Linked DNA regions of Mus musculus: region 2 is linked to region 1. The links are chromatin loops, found by intact Hi-C in ENCODE. Cell type or tissue: left cerebral cortex. All regions are shown on one strand. Links, peaks and the distances in the headings refer to the core of each region. The heading gives the core; the rest is flanking DNA.

Region 1 (2,912 bases), core at 168-2,667:
AAGTGATCTGTTTTTTTCTTAAGATACTTTATTTCCAGTAAGAAATTATCTACATTTCACAAAGTAAAATAAAAGTAAATTCTATGATCTCTGGAAGAGAGGGCAGTTGGGGGAGATGAGAGGGAGAAGCCAGAGTGGCCATAAGTTTAGGGTTAAAGGTGGGTCGAGGGTGAGGGGACTTACAAACTTCTACATTCTTTTTAATATCCACAACAATATGATTTGTAAAGTTATAATTATCCAAAATCCCGATTCGGCCAATGTTAACTTCTGGAATGAAAACGTGCTTGCCAGTGTGTTGACTAGCAGCCTGGATAAACAACAGCATAAATCATAGCTACCATTCCAATATGACGGGAGGCCAAGGGAGTGAAAGCACTGGCTAGGCTACTATGTCTGCTGAACTATCAGGAAGCACGCCCTTCTGGCTGCGAGGGAGTTAGAGAGCAGAGAGGAAAGGGTAGCAAGCAACTGTACACAGCAGAAACACTACAACGCAATAAGTGACCAGACACATTAATCCTTTGAAAACATTTGCTGGTGGCTGGGAAGATGTTCAGCAGGTAAGTGCCCTTACTGCTTTTCCAGAGGACCGGAGTTCAGTTCCAAGCCCACACAGCAGGCAGCTCACAGCCATCTGTGACTCCAGCTGCAAGGGAGCCAATGACCTCCACAGGTGTCCACATACATGTTACATACACAGGCCAATAATAACATAATAATAACTCCTTAATATTTTCTTCTGTTCGGATGTGACTCACCAGCAGAGAGAGCTCATGTGTGCCAACAAAGTAAATGCCTTATCAAATAACTATCTAGTTTTATGTGCATACAAGGTTTCCCTGTGTTATTTTTAAACTGGCTTTATTGTCCAAAGACACTACATATTATACAAACCACTGCTGCCATGAAATCACGAATATGTCCTAGAAAGAAACAAAGAATAAATATCTAAAATAGAAGCCGTCAGCACTTAGCTACACGGGCTGGAGGTTCTCCTGGGAACTTCTAAGAGAATTAAGAGAGAAACCACCCGAGGCACGTCATTGATGAGGTCCAGAGAGACATGGGTGTGCAGAGGGACCAGCAGCAGTGGGAGAGATGCTCTGGTGTGCTGTGGGACTCGGGAGGGGAGATGAAGGGTGGCAGTCTGTCACTTCTAGAAGGGAAGCACAAATGAGTTTCACAGGCAGAAGCAGCAATGGAAGCAGAGGCTCCAGCAGCTAGAGGTTCCCAAGCGATTGTAAAATGACCACAAGAGGGCACTAGTGAAACATTCATCCATCCAAGAACGGTCTCAAGCCAGCAACCCAGGCAGCGACTTCACGGGAGTACAGCCTTTCACAAATGTTTAAAAGGCACTGAAGAATTCTGGTCAAAGGAGTACCAGGATCCAATACATAAATGGAAACTAACTCTCAGGAAGTTGCATAAGCAAAGTGAGCAGGGGCTACCACATTCAGCGGGGATGTGACCCTGGTAGGGAACAGAGGAGAGGTAGGAGTGGGGCCCTTGCTGGAGGAAAACAGTAGCCAGCCTGATAACAGAGATGAAGGGAAGGGCTGCTCGATTAGGGAAGCTTCCGGATTCACAGTGGAGTGGCTGGGGAGATAACAGTGCCACCCTGTGGGACACACAGGGCTACTGGGAGGTGGGAGGCTGCATTCACTGTGGGTACATTAACCTCCTCCTTTAACTACACTTTTAATTTTGAGATCATTACAGATTTCTGTGGATACCTCAGTGTGCAATGACTTTTGCCTTGGCATAGTGAGAGGTTCCCAGTATGAAAAACAGGGCAATATTTATGAAGACTGAGCTAGTACTTTTAATTAACCCCTTAGGACATGTTTCCTCTCCCCAGGGACCAGGCCCAGGAGAGAAAGTTTCCAGCAAGACAACAGACTTGTTGGCCAGCTAATGCCTTTGCTGCCCTGTGTACACAACACAGTGGGCCCTACCACAGCAAGAATCTGTCCCCCAAGACGGAGAAGAGACCTCAGGAATGGCGGGAGGGGGGTCCCTCCTGAGGATCTTGGTGGCAGGAGACACAGAGGAGTGTAGCTAGAGAAAGGCAGCTGCTACCAGCCCCCCACCCCAGCAAAGCAGCAGACCTGAGTGTATTCTTACATATGATACTTATAGCTGGTATAGCTCTTATAGCTGGTAGGAGCAGGTTCGATCCCTTGGCCAGCAAAACTAAAACTCTCCTCTCCTCTTTCCTCTGCCAGAATGAAGTTCATGCCATGATCATACTGCTGATGGTAGTTTGTGAAATTTTTCAACAATAAAAATGGCACAGCATTCATTTAACTCCACATACACAGAGACACAAACACACCACACACATACACATACATATATATATATATATATATATATATATATATATATACACACACAAATATGCACACACATATACACGAATATGTACACACACTACACCCACACACAGTGAGAAGCCACTCTAATTCGTCTACTTCTGATCAAACCATAGACAGCTAGGCTTTTTGTGAGGACACAATACAAGACATCTTATCACCAGGTGACCATACAAAATAGCTCCAGACCAAGAAGCTACAAAGCACAGTAACTTCCACATTATACAGAGCAGCCAAAAGATAGTCCTTGTGCCTGCTGTCAACACCCCAGAAGCCCATCCTTAATCTTCCCAGACACCGAGCATGATCTGTCCACCTAGTTAACCTCTGTTCACTTTGCATGCAACACACTCACAACCTCCCTGACACCCTAGTGACTAATAACTGTTTTCTGTACCCACACTCAATGCAATCTGAACTCCAATACAGCAGAGCTGACTCGGGCTTTAGAAAAATTCATTAAAGACAATTGGCTTTGAAGGCTATACGCAGTTTATATAAGATAACTCTATAACTTAAGCCCTTCGCTGT
Region 2 (2,912 bases), core at 317-2,816, 220 kb after region 1:
ATGGTTTCTTTCCTTATGCATCTGAGTTCATAACAATGGTACTTACAGTGGACAGAATCCCTACTAGACAAGTTGGTGAGAGAAACCCACTGGGAACTGTTTCCAGCTTGGTGTCTTTGGCACTAATGAGCTCCAAATCATGAAAATTCAGAATTGAGGTGGGATTGCAGTGTGTCATGGGAGACATGAAGCATGGCCCAAGTCAAATCTTTCTCCTTGAATTATTCACCAAATGAATCTGCTGGAGACCAGAGGCCACAAGTGAGCCTGAAACTGACACTCCTTAACTCTCAATGTGTTACCCTCAGGAAAGAACAAAGGACAAAGACATTATGGTGCCCTGGCCACAAACACCAGAGATCATAGAGTTTGGAAATGCTCCAGAAAACCAATCTGGAACTAGGAAGATGGCTCAGTTGATAAAGGGCTGCCTCAAAAGCTTGAGAGCCTGAGTTCAGATTCCCCAGCACCCATGAGAAACGCATGGGTTTCATACATGTCTGTGATCCCAGCACTGGGAAGGCAGAGCTAGGCAAGTCTTAAAGCTCACCAGCAAGCCAAGTCAAACCTAATCAGTGCACTCCAAGGTCAGTGAGAGACCCTGACTCAAAACAAAAAAACGGAGGTGATGGAGAAAGGCACCATCAGCCTCCATGAACCCCCTCATGAACACACACATTTTCATTTGGGAACAATTTACATACAAGGAAGGAGAGACTGCACACCTGAAATATAACCAGCTCTGGTGATGGCCTGCTGGTTACTCTCAGACATCAGAACATACTTGCTTTTCTCAGGATGGAGTCCTTTCACCTTAATTCAGGACACTGGAAGTTTCTAGAAGCCCACCAGCTAGTCTGTCCAGGAGCTGGTGCATGCTTTGGTGATGGGCTAGTAGTGCCCTGACCTGGAGGTCAGACCCTGAAATTCTCAAGCACAAAAGGCTGTGTTAGGAGGGAAAGGGAGGGAGTTGAAGGCTGGAGGATGAATCCCCCTCCTCTGGCCTCCATCTACCTCTTTCCTCTCTGCTCAGAGGTCTGAAAACTTTCTGTAATACCAAGCCTTTTTTAAAAAAAAATTCTGTAGAAAACAAGTGTTTGGTTGCTCTCTGTTCTATTAAAAGGTAGGCTTGGGAGAGGCACTGAAAATCTTATGAGAACCTCACAGACAGACTAACAATAATCCCTCCTCATGGGCAGAAGCTAGAAACGGGCTCCTTAAAGACAACAGAATGTCTGTCCATGAAAATCCTGTCACACACACACACACACACACACACAAACACACACACACACACACACATCAACCAACCAATCAATCAGTGAATGCTCACAGTTCACACTCTCTGTTTGCCCATCTTCCAACAGATGTCTGGGGTTGCCCTGAGCAGAGGGCCATGATGTAACACTCTTCTGTCTGCTCCTTCATAGGAATCAGACTCCCTAAATGGAAACATTCATTTTGCTGTGCTAGGCCTCTCTTGCACATGGTGGCCAGCATTCTCATGAGGACTCAGGGCCCCCTGCTGGCCCTGGGGTGGCAAGCACCCTGCCACTTCATTGTTACCAGACACCCAACTATGAAGGCTGTGACACTACTTGGAAGGAGTTGCAGGTACTGTCGAGGAAAGAGTCCCTAGAGTAGAAGAAAAGTCCAAATCTGAGTAGATTATTATCAGAACTAGTTCTTCCAAATAACTGCTTTTACTGTTACAGTTTTTCATAATGGGTGAGTGCCACTGTAACTGAAGATGTAAAGCCAGGGTTTAGAATTCCAAGGCTGCATCTTGTATACAAAGGACTAATTTTATTCCAGACTCCACTCGGAGTTCTTGGCCTTTTTTTACTCACCATTGTATCACCCTGGCCTCAGTTTCCTGAGTTAGGACCATAGGCTGAGCCTCCATGATGCTTGCTTCCCTCCTTCCTTTTGATTCTGTGTGAACTTTGAACACTTTATATGCACACATCTTATCCGTACACATCTTATCCATACACATCTTATATGTACACATCTTATACTTACACATCTTATCCGTACACATCTTATATGTGCACCTTATACGTACACATCTTATATGTACACATCTTATCTGTACACATCTTATACATACAAATCTTATATGTACACATCTTATACTTACACATCTTATACTTACACATCTTATACGTACACATCTTACACGTACACATCTTATCCATACACATCTTTGTACGTTGCTTTAGTTTATCCTGATTGTTTTGAGCAGAAGCTGTGATGTGCCTTTAACAAATCCAAACCTTGCCATGATACAACACCTACACAGAACTAAGACAACATATACGTAAAATACAACCCAATACTCAAATGTAATGTACAGAATCCCAGGATATGTGGGAGGCACTTGGTAACTATTTCTTGAAAGACATTCAACCAGACTCAGCCTCCTCTATTCCAAAGAACTAGCTGCCTCTAACAATGGCTAAACATCCTTAAACTGGGTTCCTTTCTTACCATCTGAACCTTCCATTTTCCTTGATTTTCATCTCACTCCACCTCTAACAAGGGCTTAGAACTTTGAAGGACCGGGATTATCTTGATATTGCATTTCAGCATGGATAGACTTTCACAGTGTTGTAGCTGCATATAACACGCAGGGGAATACTTGATACTTGTTCTAATAAATGAATCAAACAGCTCCTAAGGTACTGGTGGAACTTCAGGACATGGCCTGCAGGACAGGGAAGTGAAGGCCTCCCTCCTACTCTTGAATCAGTTCCAAAGGTCACAGAGACTACATTGTCACTAAAATGCAGATCTTTTTTTCTCAAAAACTAAATTAAAAGTGAGCCAGCTAGATAGAGAAAGAAGAACCGACTGCCATCTGATCTCTCCTCAACCTCCTCTAAACTAGTCCACAGCATACCTTGCAT

What was found. A loop is a pair of places that touch in the nucleus more often than their neighbours do. Peaks named below come from ENCODE experiments on the same cell type or tissue, not always from the same donor. Only the 100,000 strongest peaks of a DNase experiment are listed, where the experiment ranks them.
Region 2: it touches region 1 in a loop (3-fold over the local background); 12 of 42 quality-filtered maps call a loop at or near these places.

Annotation. Positions count from the first base shown.
Region 1 is chr3:59,057,785-59,060,696 of GRCm38, reverse strand. The region is part of intron 4 of Med12l (mediator complex subunit 12-like); the gene reads right to left. Among named protein-coding and RNA genes, the nearest start is that of Gpr171, 43 kb to the left of the region's middle. In left cerebral cortex, for the core only: a CTCF peak has its summit at 1,258 (motif pointing right); a DNase peak (open chromatin) is centred at 1,266.
Region 2 is chr3:58,842,209-58,845,120 of GRCm38, reverse strand. It overlaps Clrn1 (clarin 1), which reads left to right. Exons shown (of 3, transcript NM_153385.3): 3 at 1-1,093. It overlaps Gm40060 (a long non-coding RNA gene), which reads right to left. Exons shown (of 3, transcript XR_867327.1): 2 at 2,159-2,307. Among named protein-coding and RNA genes, the nearest start is that of Gm40060, 1.6 kb to the right of the region's middle. In left cerebral cortex, for the core only: a CTCF peak has its summit at 1,527 (motif pointing left); a DNase peak (open chromatin) is centred at 1,491.